Linked DNA regions of Mus musculus: regions 2 and 3 are each linked to region 1. The links are chromatin loops, found by intact Hi-C in ENCODE. Cell type or tissue: gastrocnemius. All regions are shown on one strand. Links, peaks and the distances in the headings refer to the core of each region. The heading gives the core; the rest is flanking DNA.

What was found. Peaks named below come from ENCODE experiments on the same cell type or tissue, not always from the same donor. Only the 100,000 strongest peaks of a DNase experiment are listed, where the experiment ranks them.
Region 2: a loop joins it to region 1, with 2.3 times the contacts of the local background. A loop is called at or near these places in 5 of 42 quality-filtered maps.
Region 3: it touches region 1 in a loop (4-fold over the local background); 28 of 42 quality-filtered maps call a loop at or near these places.

What each region holds. Positions count from the first base shown.
Region 1 is chr16:17,273,353-17,278,833 of GRCm38, reverse strand. It overlaps Tmem191c (transmembrane protein 191C), which reads right to left and starts at 2,534. Exons shown (of 10, transcript NM_177473.3): 1 at 2,366-2,534; 2 at 2,077-2,200; 3 at 1,947-1,997; 4 at 1,795-1,872; 5 at 1,584-1,640; 6 at 1,433-1,492; 7 at 1,242-1,306; 8 at 1,093-1,165; 9 at 943-983; 10 at 173-862. The coding sequence starts at 2,520. The coding sequence ends at 658. In gastrocnemius, for the core only: a CTCF peak has its summit at 2,587 (motif pointing right); DNase peaks (open chromatin) are centred at 1,096, 1,477, 2,192, 2,565 and 2 more places; H3K4me3 peaks cover 2,229 bases; H3K27ac peaks cover 614 bases.
Region 2 is chr16:16,908,737-16,914,217 of GRCm38, reverse strand. Ppm1f (protein phosphatase 1F (PP2C domain containing)) reads right to left here. Exons shown (of 8, transcript NM_176833.4): 3 at 3,137-3,279; 4 at 1-184. Among named protein-coding and RNA genes, the nearest start is that of Ppm1f, 15 kb to the right of the region's middle. In gastrocnemius, for the core only: a CTCF peak has its summit at 2,107; a DNase peak (open chromatin) is centred at 2,109; H3K27ac peaks cover 3,518 bases.
Region 3 is chr16:17,129,606-17,135,086 of GRCm38, reverse strand. It overlaps Sdf2l1 (stromal cell-derived factor 2-like 1), which reads left to right and starts at 2,704. Exons shown (of 3, transcript NM_022324.3): 1 at 2,704-2,963; 2 at 3,294-3,490; 3 at 4,299-4,949. The coding sequence starts at 2,777. The coding sequence ends at 4,580. In gastrocnemius, for the core only: a CTCF peak has its summit at 2,979 (motif pointing right); DNase peaks (open chromatin) are centred at 2,663 and 3,336; H3K4me3 peaks cover 1,850 bases; H3K27ac peaks cover 1,246 bases.

The DNA of each region.
Region 1 (5,481 bases), core at 100-5,099:
ATGCTGTGGTTATAGCTTAGCATTCACAAGTGCTGAGCTGAGTTCAATCCCCAGAACAGAATAAACCATCCCTGGTGGCTCATGCCTATAATCCACTCAGGAGCAGGGAGGTAGGTCAAGGTCACTCAGCTGTATAGTGAGTTCAAAGCTGGGATGAAACCCCACACACCTATAAATAAACAAGTAGTCTAGAGTTTATTGGAAATTCAACCCAGATTAATTTCCACTCAGCAGGGCAATCCTTATCTACTGCATGTTCCCCACAAAGCCCACGGTGGCAAGCATACACTACCCGGTGTGTTCAGATGCTGTGAGGGAGGTATGGCGAACTCGAACCTGCCCAAGAGGGAACCCCAACGTTGAAGTAGATCTGGAGTAACTGTGCATCCGCATCCAGGGAAAATAATCCACCCACTACGGAGGGGACCCGACAGGCCAGCACCCACACCCATCCTACCCAAAGCTCAGGTTCAGAAGAGCCCCCTAGAGGGGTCAGGCTGCGGCCTGGACACAAGCAGCCCCGCCACAGACAGGCACCCCTGCACTCAGGTGATATCGGAACAGACGAACTTCACCCCCACCCTTTTCATATAAGCAGGCACCCAGAAAACACAAAGGAGACAGAGGTACAAGCGGCCAAAGCCGACATGATGCACTCTAGGCAGGCAGCAATCCGCGCGCACGCAGCTCAAGTAAAGGCGACAGCGTGTAGCGCAGCCGGCGGAAGACCGCGTCAGAGCCGAGACTCTGGAGCCCCGGGCCAACGGCGTCAGGCTTCGCCAGCACCACGTAAATCAGCGGCAGCACCAGGAAACCCAGCGGGAGCAGCAGCAACGTCTGCAGTGCGCTCAGCGCCCACAGCCTGCAGAACCACCAACGGACAGGTGGGTGGTGGCTCTGGGACCCGGAACCCGGACCGCCCAACCCCCACTAGCCACTCACCTGAGGCTTCCCGCGCCTGTACCACCGAACAGTCGCTTTTCCTGCAGAGAAAGGGCTGTATCCAGTTTTTTGCCTGGGCAGCCGCTAGGCTCTAGCCAAATCTAGTGGGCAGGTACCAGCTTCAGCCCGCGCTTCCCAGCCCACGCTCACGCAGTCAGCCCTGGCCACCTCCTCCATGAGTGAGCCCGCGCAGTCCTGCACCGGACGAGGCTCTGAGTTCCACCTGCAGGACAGGCGCGGAGATGAGCCACCAGGCTGGGCCTAGCACCTTCCGACGCCCTCCAAGTCCCAATTCTTACGGTTCCGAGCCACCGCGCGTAGCCTCCAGCGCAGCTGCTGCCTCCATCACTTTCCCCTGCAGCTCCTGAAGGATGGCAATAGGGATTCAGGGCAGAGGATGCGCTACATCGCGAGTCAGAGAGTAAGGAAGAAAGAGTCGAGGCCGCAGGGCATTCGAAAGAGAACCGCTGTCAGAAACGAGGGGTCACACCTGCAGGACTCCACTCTGCTCCTGGAAGCTGGCCCAGGCCTCTTCTGTCCGCTGCGCACCCTAGAAGCCAGGGGCTTGGTATGAGCATCGCAATGACAGGCCCTCCCCACACGCCTTCCCCCCCCCCCCCAGAGTCCAGCGCCATTCGCACCTGCCGCAGGTCCTCTGCCTGCATGCTGAATTTGGCCTCCGCCAGCTCCAGATGTTTCTTCGGGAGGATTCAAGTGATGTCAAGAACCTGAAGTCCTCGCACACCACTGGGCCTCGAGGCTCGGTCCCCGGCCTTGAAGGCTGATACTCTGCCCACAAATGCACATAACCCTGCCCACAGCCATACTCCGCCCACAGCCCCGCCCAAGTACCTGCAGCGCCACAAGCTGGTTCCCTAGTTGCTGCTCCGCTCGCTGTTGACTTAGCTGCTCCCCTCCATAGTAGAAAAGCTGGGGACCGAACTCGTGAGTGCCTGGCTCAAGGATCTTGGGGACTAGGGCATGATCTGAGACACTGCACGTACCTGACTGGACAGTTCCTCCCACTGTTCCTGCAGCTTCCGATTGTGTTGCTCCTGCGAACAGGGTCCAGGCTGTCTAGGCCCCTCCTCCAGCCTAGCCACCCCGGGAGCCGCCTCTTGCTCTTGCCCGCACCAGGTCCTGCCGGTGCTGCTCCGCCGCCTCCAGCAGCCCACGAGCCCGCTCCGCACGCTCCCGTGCCGCCTCACATGCCTCGCCTCGAATGGCTCGTGATGCTTGACTTCGTCTCCGCTGCAGGCTACACGGGGGAGGGGGAGAGGGGGCGGAGAATTGGTCTGGGATAAAACCAGGGAGCAAGATATTTTGGGAAGGAGCCGCCACCAGCCTGAGAGTTCCAGACTAGGGTCCCACTGCCTGGAGCGAGACTGCCAACAAGCCTGCCGGGGCCTCGGTGCCCTCGCACCTGCGCTCGCGCTCCCGCAGCTCCTCCAGGCGCCCGGTGAGGCTCTCGCTCTCGGCTTCCAGCCCACGCACCAGCTCTTCTAGCTCCTGCTTCCGCAGGCGGCCATCTCGGTTGTCCTTCTGCAGCTGCAGCAGCTGCTCCTGCGGCTCAGTCATGGCTCCAGAGCTCCGCCCCGACCTCCACCGCCTGGGTAACTTGGTGGCCCGCGTCACAATAGGCAGCAGAGGGCGCCCGAACCCAACCGAGACGGATCACGCCCGACCAATTCAGGTATACAAAGCCGGGCTTGGTTGCCCACATCTGTAATTCTATCTCTTGGAGGTGTGAGGGCACGAAGATCAGGAGTTCAAGGTCATCCTTTGCTACATACGGAGTTTGAAATTAGCCAAGGCTACATGCGGACCTGTCTCAAAAAAAAGAAAAACAAAACAAAAAACAAAAATATCACAGTCCAGATCTGATTGGTAAAAAGTTACTAAAGTTCTAAGGAAGGACCAGACTTGATGGTCCGTACCTTGTAATCCCAAAATACTAGAGGCTGAGGCAAGATCACCTAGAGTTCAAGGTCAGCCTAGAGGTCTAAACAAGACCCTGACTCAAAAGAAAATGAGGGCCGGGTGTGGTGGCCCACGCCTTTAATCCCAGCACTTGGGAGGCAGAGGCAGGCGGATTTCTGAGTTCAAGGCCAGCCTAGTCTACAGCCTGAGTTCCAGGACAGCCAGGGCTACACAGAGAAACCCTGTCTCGAAAAAACAAACAAACAAACAAAAACCAAAGAAAAAAAGAAAGAAAAAATGAGAGGGTTTGAGAGATGGCTCAATGGTTAAGAGCACTGACTGCTCTTCCAGAGGTTCTGAGTTCAATTTCCAGCAACCACATGGTGATCCACAACCATCTATAATGGGATCTGATACCCTCTTCCGGTGTGTCTGAAGACAGCTATAGTGTGTGAGTGTGTGTGTATGTGTGTGTGTAATCTTTTTTTTTTTTTTTTTTTTTAAAGAAGGACTGAAGACATGGCTCAGCGGTTAAGAGTATTGACTGCTCTTCTAGAGGTCATAAGTTCAATTCCCAGAAATCACATAGTGGCTCACAACCATTTGTAATGGGATCTGATGCCCTCAAGACAGTGACAATGTACTCATATAAATAAAAATAAATAAGTCTTTAAAAATAAATAAATTAGCCAGGCGGTGGTGGCACACGCCTTTAATCCCAGCACTCGGGAGGCAGAGGCAGGCGCATTTCTGAGTTCGAGGCCAGCCTGGTCTACAGAGTGAGTTCCAGGACAGCCAGGGCTATACAGAGAAATCCTGTCTCAAAAAAAAAATAATAATAATAATAAATAAAAATAAATAAATCTTAAGAGCCACAGTAGCTGTAACTACTGTAACTACAGGCTAAACCAGGTGTGCCTCACCTTAGATTCTGAGTGACCAAGCAGGGAGTGCTAAACTTTTGAGAAAAACATTTTTTTGTTGCTGTTGTTTTTTCGAGACAGGGTTTCTCTGTGTAGCCCTGGCTGTCCTGGAACTCACTTTTGTAGACCAGGCTGGCCTTGAACTCAGAAATCTGCCTGCCTCTGCCTCCCAAGTGCTGGGATTAAAGGCATGCGCCACCGTGCCCGGCTTGAGAAAAACATTTAAAATTAAAATTTTTAATGTTTTTCTCCCCCATGTGCTATGAAACTTTGTCGTGGTCTCAGTGGCTGGATTTTCCCTAGCATAGTGCCGTGCTGAGTGGTGCTGAAGGACCTGGGAGGACCTGGGTGCTAGGGTGGCCTGATGGTCTCTTTTCTCCATGGTTTCAGCTCTAGAGAACCTTTGATTGGGCTTGTGTGGTATGAGTAAGAAAAGGAGGGATGTAGTTTTGTGATCTAGGGGTTCTGTTAGCTCAAGGGGTCTCATTCTGCAGCCAGGCTGGTCTTGACACAACCCCTTACTTCCCTAGGAACCTGCTTAATCATTTTCTTCAATTTATTTCTCTCTCTCTCTCTCTCTGTGTGTGTGTGTGTGTGTGTGTGTGTGTGTGTGTGTGTGTGTGTATACCACATCTGTGCAAATGCCTCAGCAGTCCATCAGATCCCTTGAAGCTGGAATTCCAGCAGTTGTGAGCCACCTATGTGGGTGATGGGAACTAAAGTCAGTGCTCTGGAAGAGCAACAAGTGCTCCTAACTGCACACTGGACCTTTTCACACTCTGTGGTGATATAATCTCTCTAAAGATTTTAAGAAGCTAATTTATTCCATAATTTAGAGGACATACTTTCTGGATGCTGTAATAAACCATTACAGCTTCATTAGATAGCCTGGGGCAGGAATCCTGCTGCAAATTCATAGCCAGCCTTTGCTACAGGGTGAGACTTTGTCTCAAACAGCCCCTCCAAAAAAACAAAAACAAAAACAATGAGTGCTTTTTGCTATGAATGGGCTGGGATATTGGTCAATGGAATCCCTGCACACACAAGGTTCAATTCCCAGTATCACGCACCAAGACATCAATTATTGATTTACAGGAAGGGCTGTGGGTTTTGATAGCTCTGGCTAAGCTGGGATTCCCCAGTGCTGTCAACATAACTCGGATTCCCAGACTCCAGTGCTGCCTCATCTCGTCCACACAAGAAGTTCAAAGCTCCAGGCCTCTGAAGCCCTTCTGGCCCCAGTAATTTGGGAGAAGGTGTGAATACTTGATTTTTGTATTTTCTGGGCTGGGCTGGAGGTGAGCCTCCCAGACAAGTGTCTCCCTCTGAGCCACGCACCCCTGGGCTTCCCTCTCCGTGCCTTTTCTGTTCACAGGCTCTTCCCAAAGCAACTCTCCCTCAGCCAGCGTCCCTTCCTCCCCTTCGGCCTTTGACCGCTCACTTCATAAGCCACCCAGCACACCTGCAGCTTACTTACTGAGTTTTGCTAATCTAGGATTCTTTTTTCTTTTGTTTGATTTTGTTTTCTTTTATTACCTTGGAGACAGGGTCTCATGTTACTCATACTAGCCTGAAACTCAACTGTGTACCAAGGATGACTTAGGACTCCCCCACCTCCACTGCCTGTGCTCACACCACAGGCTTCACCTCTGGGGCTGGCCTTTTTTTTTTTTTTAATGGTCAAATGTGTTGCTTA
Region 2 (5,481 bases), core at 147-5,146, 360 kb after region 1:
TTGAAAGCAGGAAGGGACACGTGTCGGTCCTCCATCTTGCGTCGTGTGTTCCGGATGGCATGGATAGAGACCAGCCACTGCCACTGAGGGGCCTGGGCAGTCAACGGCACCTGCTTCTGCCACTGGCTACATACTTTCCAAAGGCAGTTGAAGAAGCTCCGTGCCAGGCCTTTGGCATCTAGTACTGATGGGCATGATGGAGAGTTGTTAACCAAAAAGTAAAGCCACGCAGTTTAGGCTTAGCTACTTTCCTATATACTCCTTTCCTGCCATGTCCCCAGGTTTTAAATGTTCCTCCCAGCAGCCTACACGGGGCCCACTAGTCAAGCACCTCACTTCCCAGGCACACTCAGCTCGGCACACCGACCTATGAAGTATGCAAGAAAGTCTGCTGCCAGCGACCAAAGTGTCTGGTAATTGTCCATTAATTAGAAATATGACAGGTCCAATGGCAGGGGAGTAAGTGAATTCTGGCCTGTTCTGACTTAAGCTGCTCCTAGAAATAACTTTCACAACTAAACATACAACTATCCTCTAAGCCAAAAACTGTACTCTTGGGCATGAATCCTAGAAGAATGAGGGCTGTTCCCATAAGAACAGTGCATGAATCATACCAGCTACATCTGTAATATCCCAAATCTGTGATCTGTCCAGCTTCCAATCTATAAATGGCTCAGCAGCTAGCTGAGCCTTGGGTAAGGGTCCAGGAGAACTGAGTGAAGTGGCCAGGTCCATCTTCAGAGAATCACACCAAGTGGAAGACACTAACCCCAACTGTCGGCCGTGCGATTCCAGTGATAGGCCTTTTTGAAATGATGAAAACTAGTCACCGTTGGGAGTTAAGGACTGGCTACAGCAGGGAAGGAGAGTTAGTGGCCTGTGGAAGGTTACATGTAGAATCCTTGCAATAAGGAAGCTGGCTTGTGTCTGACCATATTCAGATCTTGTGTGTGACATACTGTTATAGTTTTCTATGATGTTCCTAGGAGGAAAACGGGGTCGTGTATATATAGTCGGGATATCTCTGTTATTTCTCATAATTCACTGCATGCATACTTATTATTTCAAAATAATGTACATGTACATGTAAAAGGTAGAAAAAACTAGAACATCAATAACAAAAGTCCCACCCCAATTTCCCAACCCCCAACCAGAGGGTTCAAGTATCAAAGGCCACAGCAGAGGAACAAGGAGAACTGGGAGAAGTGTGCTTAGTCAGAAGTATGGCCATGGAAGAAACGGGAGGAGTGGAAGAGGCTGGAGGGAGGCATGGGAGGAAAGCAATGAGCAGGGAGAAGGGTAAGTCTAACAAGCCTGCTTGGGGGCAGGCCATCTAGTCTGCTGCAGCCATCATGCTGGGGACTATTAGCAGCAGCTGTGGGAGTGGAGGCTGAGGAGCTGGAGAACTGACTTTGTTAGGCCCAGCCTAGGGACCACAGCTCTAAATGGGACCCTGAAGAACTCAAGTTTCCTGTGTCTAAGCCCATCCCTAACCACATTACTTCTCATGTCTTTCATTTCCTCCTCTGTACACAGGTAGACTCCATGACTACCTGGAGAGCTGTTGTGGTCTCCTTGCTCCTGGAGACTGCTGGTATGGAGGGAACGTTGAGCAAGGCTGGGCCTCTAGGCCTGGGCTGTCTCTTTTTAGCCTTTGGTTACACTGCTATTTCCAGCAATAGGTTTAGACTTGAATTTTGCTCAAGAGGAAGAATGGGCAATTAAAAATGAAGATGGCAAGCCCTACGGTAATGCTCAGCCTCAGGCTCTTGGAGTCCTACCCTGATTTTCTGGCCAAGGGCTATAGTCTTGAGCCTTAGGAACTGCCCGGGAGGTCTATCTTCACAACAATCACAGGGAAGTGCTGGTAGGTGGGCATGGAGGTGCCTTAGTCACATTTCTGCCTGGGGCAATAAGCCTCAAAGAATGTGCTGAGACAGCTGGCAAGAACAGCGTGCCAACAACAGACTTGCAACAGTGCGCAAGGCTACAAGCCTAGGCTTGCATGGCAGCTCTGGGACAGGCAGGGAAGGCGGGGAAGGCACATCCCTTCTCCAGACGCCTGGGTTTAAGGCCTGGTTTGCCGGCTGCAATTCTCCTTCCCACCAGCAGGTGATACTGTCTCCTAGCTGGAGGGGTAAGGATGGGCCTTGGCGGCAGCTGCTGCCAGACTGGATTGTCTGCTGGCTTTATAGAGAACAATGGCCGCCTGTCTTTATGGATAGTTGTCTCCTAGGCAGGGGGCAAGGCCATGCTGGCTTGAAGGCTGGCAGGGAGCTGCGGAAGGGGCCAGAAATGGGGGGTGAGGAGAGTGGCTGGTAGGCGCAAGTGCTAAGGCTGAAGTAGGTTTCTTTTTTCTCCTACAGTGTTCTTTGTCCTTCTACACATGGCCTAAAGCTGGGCAAAGAGAGGCTCCCTCTACTGCCTGGAAACTCGGCCCACATCCTGTGTGCATACCTGCAGCCACCACTTCCCTCCTAATACTTCTGGTACTGCAGCAAAATAGGAGGAAAGAGAGTCATGCAGAAAAAGAGCCTGGATTTTATAAACAAACGCTCTGTCAAGTGGTCTTGGGGCCTCTTGGCGTTTGCTCCCCGTTCTGTTCCTGGGTTCCTTTGGTTTGGTGTACCACTGTAGGGCTCAACTCACTGATGGCTGTAGCCAGTGGACACGAAATGTCCATCTTCGTCACCTCATGATTGGGATCACTGACATCTAATGATCCCAACTAAGGTAAGTCAAGGCAGGGGACCTAGACAACAGTTGCCCCCTCCCCGAGGTGGATGTGCCACTCTGCTAAGGGCCTCGTGTTAGCCAAGGGGGACAGTGAGTACAGGTGAGGTTGGCTGTGTGGCTGTGAACCAACACCTTGCACTTCTCGTGTGTAAGGCAGGACAGGCACCACTCATTTCTATGTGCTCTGAAGCACCATCAAGACAGCACAAAGGTGGGCCACCGTCTCACTGGCCGCCTTTGACCCACGTGCTGCTCAGTCCATTGCAGGTTTTCTATGCCACATCGTGCTCTTGCTGAACTCCAACACTGCTGTCCTGATGGCACGCTGGCACTGACCTTTAGTGTCAATCTGAGTTTGTCACTTGTTAAACAATCCCAGAGCCATATGAGTGGAACTTACAGGTCACGAGGGCTTTCTCTTCTTCCTCCTCTTCCTCCTCCTCCTCTTGTTCAGGCAACCTCTTAAATTCAGAAAGGTCTGTCTGCAGCAGCTGGGAAATTGCCTCGTGGGTCACAGCCACAGCAAACGATGGGGGAGCGTTCCTAGGAAGAAGATGTGAGAGGCGGGGCTGGAGCAGCTCCTGGCATCCTCCACCTTGAAGATGGAGATGATGGCTCATACCTTCCTCTTGGTGTCATCACAAGCAGGTGATCTCTGTCTTCAGGGACCCGGAATGGATATTTACACAACACCAGGGGCACGGCATTTGCTGGGATGTGTTGGAAAGGTATCCTTGAAGCTTGGATCCCTGATGCTCAAGCTGGTAACCCCTGGGAGCAGGGCATGTTAAGTGCTGAACTGTATCCCCCATTTTATATGCTGAGGTTACTGTCTCAGATGGGAGCTCTTGTAAGTTGGTTTACTGTGGATAGCACTAAGAAAGATGAGATTATGGCTGGAGTAGGATGGATGCCTGCTTCAGTACGACTGGCTTGTGAAAGGTGTAAACACAGACATAGATACATGAGGGCAGCCATGTAGGTGCAGGACAGGGACGGAGGGGTGAACCTACAAGCTGAGGAATGCACATGCTTATCTGAAGAGCACCAGGGGGGCTCAGCCTGAGGGCACTTTCACCTCCATTTGGCATCTGTCCTGAGAGAATGATGGTGATCATTAAGGTGTCTGCTCTGTGTGCTTTGGGATGACAACCCCAGGAAATGGTTCTTGGATGGTGAACATCCCAGTGACGTCTTCTGACAGAAGACCCATAGTCTCTGAGCTGCTCGGTTTGTGGAGAAGGGGGCTACGGGTATCCAGGCAGTGGGCAGAAGGGACTCTGGTTTGTTTTTGAAGAGATATGTGACAGTGTCAGATTGAGTTCTTAGATGTCTTTGAGGATAGGCTGGATTGTGAATGCTGGTGACAACGGTCTAGAGAGGCCAGGCCAGGCCTAAGAGCTGGGCAGGGAACCTTGGTGTTAAAAAAGGACAGAGCAGAACAATGTTGGGAGCTGATCAAGAGTGAGAGTGGGGCAAGGGAAGGACAGAGACTCAAACTGGATCTGAGCAGTTGGATTGAGGAGGAGCGGTAGCCCCACCACTGAGCCTAAGAGGAAGCCAGGTTCTGTTTCCACAGGCTCAGCGGAGCTCTGGAGACCTGGAGAGCTGTGAGAACATGGGAGGCAGGAGAAAGAGCCACAGATGGAGTGAAGGCTGGGAGGCCCAGCTCCAGAAGAGTAGGTCAAGTAGGGAATAGGAAGGTAAGGTCCCACAGAGGGAAGGGACTGTTCTGGAGTCACGGAAGATAACTAAGAGCACAGAAGGGTGGGAAGAACTTTACCTCATGCTGACAGCTGTTGGGAGAGAAGAAATGTCAGTCTCCTGCTGGGGCCTTGGGCAGGTAGCACTGAAAAACGGGACAAGAGACCAAACAAGAGAGGAGTCTGGGAGAAAGGCAAGTCTGCTGTAGCTAAGATAAGCAGTGAAGACAGTGAGCTGATGACATGTGTCTCTCCACAGGGCTCTGAACCTTAGGAATCCTGCTTAAAACTGATGCCCCAAGTCTCTGGGCAGACGGGGTCACTATTCTTGGGGCCTCAAATGCTTCTGGAATACATCTCAACCCCAGAGCCTGTCTTCATGTCTAGTGGGAGATCCTCAAAGCTAGACTATGTGCTCTTGTCTGTGTGCCTGTTCGGAAGGGCATTTGGCTGAATTTTCATAGCTGATTTCTTTAATTAAAAAAAAAAAAAAGAAAAAGGCGGTGTGTGTGTGGTAGCTCAGGCTGGCCTCAAACTTGTGAATCAACTCCTGACTGATTCCTGATTCATATGGAATTACAGTTGTGAATCAGTCTGCCTGGCTTTTATGTATCTCTCTTTCTCTTCCTGTGTATGTGTGTAAATGTGTGCGTGTGCATGTATAAATATGCAAGTGTGTATGTATGCGTGCATGTGCGCATGGACACATTTGAGAACAGAGGAAGATATCAGACGCCCTGCTCTATTGCTCTGTGGCTCTCTACTGGATTCCCTTGAGACAGGGTCACTCAGTTAACCTACAAGCTTGCCGTTTGGGCCAAGCTGGCTGGCCACTGAGCTCCTGGGATCTGCCTGTCTCTATCCCCTAATATCAGGGTTATAGGCACATGCAGACATTGTCCAGCTTTTACAGGGATTACTGGATTCAGGTTCTCATGCTTGCACAACAAACACTCTTATCCATTGAACCATCCATCTCCCTAGCCCCCAAACAAACAAACAGTGTCTCATGTTACCCAGGCTGGCCTCAAGCTTGCTATGT
Region 3 (5,481 bases), core at 147-5,146, 140 kb after region 1:
CAGACCAATGACTCATTGCAATGAACATTTGCAAGTGAAGATGTGTGGACAGAGGGGTATGCTATGGGACAGACTGTGACATACTACAGCTTCCATGATGAGATGTTTTCTATGTTGTGTGTGTGTGGTTTTTATTTTGCGGTATTTTATTAAAGTTTGGATATGAGGGGACAGGGAGATGAGCAGGACTGGGGTACATGATGTGAAACTCACAAAGAAGCAATAAAAAGTGTAATTTTAATTTTCTCTCTATCTTTTTTTTTTTTCAAGACAGGGTTTCTCTGTATAGCTCTGGCTGTCCTGGAACTTACTTTGTAGACCAGGCTGGCCTCGAATTCAGAAATCTGCCAGCCTCTGCCTCCCGAGTGCTGGGCACCACGCCCAGCTCTATTTTTTCTCTTTACTTTTATTGATGTTTCTTAAATGCTTTAAAGTCCTGTCTAGCCTACCACCCACCAGAACTGGAAAAGAAAGGATATAGGGAAAGTGAACCTGTTTAGAAATTGTTCTTTGGAGCAAATCTCATGTGTGTTGCCAAGAAATCAGCAGTTTAGTTCACAGGTCAATAGTGGAAGCTGGATCCAATCACAAATGGCTACAAATATACCAGCACTCCAGTTCGGTAGTGTGCAGTGACACAACCTAGCAGGGACAGCAAGACCTCAGCCCAATTCAAATGAATCAGCAGAAGGGACCAGGACCAATAGGAGTGCCAGGAAAAACTCTTGGCTGTGCTTCTTTCAGGGAGGGAAGATCAGCTAAGAGGCAAGACCAACAAGCATTTAGCTACCTACGTTAGCAAGCCAAGTCTATCACTGTCCATCGAGTCCTTTTTATTCTCTCTGTAAACATTATGTGTCCTCCATGGGTCTTGCCTCAGCACATGAGTCTGTCTTAGCAAAACTCCATGTGAGTCTGTCTCAGCTGACATCACTCTGTCAATTGGCAGAGTCTGTAGAAGTGGCAAGAAGCGAGACATACCACCACCAGAAGTTTTTTGGTGCACTTTTCTCTATGGAGTCCTGACAAATGGAGCTCAACTACGAAATGTAAGATGGACCAATATATGTGTGTCATTAGCAGAGAATCCATTATCATATGTCCTTTCATGTGTTTGTTTAAGCAAAACATCCTTTTATCTGAATGTTCCTTCATGAGTCTGTCTTAGCTTTTCATCTATGTCCACTTCAGCAAAACGTTCCTTCACATGTTTGCTCCAACAAAACATCAACCCAATGCAACTGACACATAGAGTCCTTAAGTCTCCACTTCAAGGGCTGGAGAGATGGCTCACTGGTTAAGAGCACTGTCTTCCAGAGTTCCTGAGTTCAGTTCCCAGCAACTACATGGTGGCTCACAACCATCTGTAATGGGATCCAATGCCCTCTTCTAGTGTGTCTGAAGACAGCTACAACTCATATACATAAAAAAAAAAAAACTGTTTTAAAAAGTTTCTGTGAGAGAGAGAGAGAGAGAGAGAGAGAGAGACGGAAACAAATATAAAATGTCATGAGGTGAGGCCCCATAAAAGTTAAAAGAATTTTTGGTTCCCCCATTTTGGCTCTGGAGTGTAAGCAGAGATATTTTGTGTGAGGCTGTGGTCCTTTGTGAAAGGCAGTTCTGGCTGAGCCTTTTGTAAATTATTCTTGTTAGACATTCATGCACGAGATCCCCTCCTTCTCAGCCTCATATTCATGTGTGTGTTAGGGTTAAAGGCCTGACAAATGACTCTATTTTGATTCTAACTATTCTGACACAGCTTACTTAGAAACATGTTGTCTGCCTGTCATCCTCTCTAGGCGGATGACCTCAGACTTATTCTTGAACTTCCTGCCTCCACTACTTGAGGGTTGATTTGCTAAGGATCAAATCCAGGGTTTTGCGCTTGCTGGACTCACTCAACTGAGCTACATCTGCAGACGGAAACATAAACTTTAATGCAAACATAAACTTTACTGCGTATCTAGCTAGTGCCCTAAGTACATGCTTCATCAGCTTCTTAGTAATGTAGCCTGGAGGGGCAGTTCCTTTGTGAATACTCAACAGATGGATGGATGGATAGAGTGAATGTGTGTACGTGAGCGCGCGCGCCAGCACTGTGTGAGTGTGTGTGTGTGTGTGTGTGTGAGAGAGAGAGAGAGAGAGGGCTCACAGCTTTGTCATCCAGCAACCTTAGGATTCTGCCACCAAATGACTCAAGTAGCTGCATGACTAAGAGAATTAAAAAACCATGGGGTCCAGAAACTGATGTGATTCAGTTTGATTAACTCCTGGGGCCAGGAGATTTCAATAACTTTGTTATCTGCCCACTTTGAGACCACAAAATCTCGTAATTAACATAAGAACCTGTAGCTTTATCCCGGGGTCTGAGTGGAGGGACACGAGACTAAAGTTTAGGGGGTCCAGGGTCAAAGGGGTTCCTATACCTACTACACCCGAGGATCTCTAACCGGGAGCCAAGTGACTAGAAGCAACCAACCCGGGTGTGCGGCTTTCCGTGGCCTCTCCGGGGACGCTCGCCGCAGCCACTGCTTTATTGGCGGGTCCTCGGAAGCGTGGACCAGTTAAAATCCTCCTGGTGTCTCCAACCCCTTTCCAGCTACCTCCTTGGAAGCTGGGGGTGGGGCCGCTGCACACGGTCCAATAGCAGTGCAGGAGGAACGCGCGCGCGCAGACGATTGGCTGCCGTGGGAGGGCGCTGTCAGAGCTGGATTGGCCGCTGTTGAGGACGGAAGCGCAGAGGTCTAGAGCAGCTGGAACCTGGCCGGCTGGCGGGATGTGGGGCGCGAGCCGGGGCAGGGTAGCGGGGCCAACGCTGCTGGGGCTGCTGCTGGCGCTCTCAGTGCGGAGTGGGGGCGCGTCCAAGGCCAGCGCCGGGCTAGTGACCTGCGGGTCAGTGCTGAAGCTGCTCAACACCCACCACAAAGTGCGGCTGCACTCACACGACATCAAATACGGATCTGGTGCGCAGGGGTGGTGACTGGGACCGCCAGGGGGCGGAGGGCTTAGAGACTAGGTGGTCCTAGCGGGGTCTGTGGGTTGTCAGGGAGCTGGGTGGTTGCGAGTCTAGACTCGCTTGTGGGTCGTGACTGACAAGCCTGAGGGATCGAGGATGCGCGGGAAGGGGGAGGGCGATGTCCACCGGTACTTAGGGTCTGGCCTGGGCTGGGGTGAGCTCTTTGGATCCTAGAGTGGTAGGGGCTGTGAGGGAAACTTTTTAGTGTTCAAGACGAGGGTCCGGAGGTCTGTGATTAACAAGAATCCACGGGGTGGGGTGGGCTGTTACTCTTCAGGCAGCGGCCAACAGTCGGTAACCGGCGTGGAGGAGTCCGACGATGCCAATAGTTACTGGCGGATTCGCGGCGGCTCCGAGGGTGGGTGCCCGCGCGGACTCCCAGTGCGCTGTGGGCAAGCAGTGCGGCTCACGCACGTGCTCACCGGCAAGAACCTGCACACGCACCACTTCCCGTCGCCGCTATCCAACAACCAGGCAAGCCCCGTTCCGAAACCCACAGAGGCTGCGTGGGGCAGGGACCCAAAGACAGAGGGAGGGATGTAGGGGAGGGGCCCAAGAGGGGACTCAGTGTCAGCTACTGTGAATTGGGAGTTTCTATTCAGAAGTTTATGGAGCTCCTGCTCTGGGTCCTGTCCCCAGTAACTTTCTCCACCGAGTTAGAAGTGAGAGATTAGTTCGTATTTGGACACAGAGGTGGACCCACAGCGCAGATAATAGGAAACTGCAGGAAGGAGAAACTCAGGGCTGGGTCTTAAAGAGAAGTGGGAGCTTCTTCCTACTCCTTCCCCTCTGCGAAAGAGTTCCTACTAAAGTACAGTGTTCATTGCAGCTGGTCTGGGAGGGACGCAGGGAGAATCTGACAGTGCTTTGGAGAGTTTCAGGGGGAAAATGTTGGAGGGGAATTTGGGGGTAAGGCCAGTTGGCACTACACAGTCTGATACAAGAGGCTCTATGCACCTGAAGAATGGGGTGAGAGTCTATTTTGAGACCAGATTTCTCTATGTAGCCCTGGCTGTCCTAGAACACACTATGTAGACCAGGCTGGCCTTAAACCCCCCAGAGATCTGCCTGCCTATACCTTCTGAGTGCTACGCTTAAAGGCGTGTGCCGCTGAGCCTAGCTAGGGCAGGACTCTTGGCTTCCATTTTCATAGCTGTGAATGCTGAAGGTCAGGAAAAGGAGCAGAGGCCCCAGGATACTAGGTGCAAATATGACGGCCAGACATGCAGCTCAGGGGAGCTTGTGCCCTCTGTGTGACTGTTCCTATACCTTATACTCTCAGGAGGTGAGTGCTTTTGGGGAAGACGGTGAGGGTGATGACCTGGACCTGTGGACAGTCCGATGTTCTGGGCAACACTGGGAGCGAGAGGCCAGTGTCCGCTTCCAGCACGTGGGCACCTCTGTGTTCCTGTCGGTCACTGGTGAACAGTATGGTAACCCCATCCGTGGGCAGCATGAGGTTCATGGCATGCCTAGTGCCAATGCTCACAACACGTGGAAGGCAATGGAAGGAATCTTCATCAAGCCTGGAGCAGATCTCTCCACGGGTCACGATGAACTCTGAGAACCAGATGAGTGATGGGAGGGTGGCTGAGTGGCAATCTCGGGGTCACTCTTGTGTAAGACTTTGTTTGTAGGGGCCCTCAAGTGCCTTTATGATTAAAGAATGTTGGTCTGGGATTATTTTTGCTGTAACCCTGGGGAAGATCTGAAGGTGCCAGCCATATCTGTCCAAGTTACCATCTCACCTGTCTCAAGCACCTGCTGAAATTTTTTTTTTTTTTTTTTTTTGAGACTGTCTCACTATGTATCCTTGGCAGGCCTGGAACTCACAGAGAGATCCACCTGCCTCTGTCTCCTGAGTGCTGGTATTAAAGGTGTACACCACCACAACTGGCCCCAACCTGTTCAATAAACTCATTTTTATTACTAAGTGTGAGTGCATGAGATGTGTTTGTTGCCACCTGTACCTCAGAGCAGCTCTCTCTAGTCGCTTCTCATCTTCCACCTTTATGTTGGTTCCAGAGATCACTCTCAGTTTGCCAGCTTCACACAGTACACATAGCCATCTCACTGTCCCAAACCTTTTCTGGATGCCTGTCTGTGCAGTTTAACTCTGCAGTCTACCATACAGTGTCGTCAGAGCCGCCGACCTCATTTCCCAGGACTTGACCTTAGGCAATTTCTCTATTGAAGGGCCTTGGCCGTAGGCAGGGCCCCTGCCAACTGGGATGGGCTCAAACTCTCCAGTCCTCTCATCTCTTACTCTCAGGAACCCATTCTTCTGGTGGTTGCAGCAGTTTTGAAACTTATCTTTGACTAAAGGTCTGTTGAGGATTCTGCCTATCTATTGGGAATTAACACCTCAGGCTCCCAGACTTTTGATGGCAATGGCACACTCCCCCTTACTCTGACCTGCCCATGGTGCAGGCCCCCACTAGGACATCCAAGGCCCTAAAGAAAGA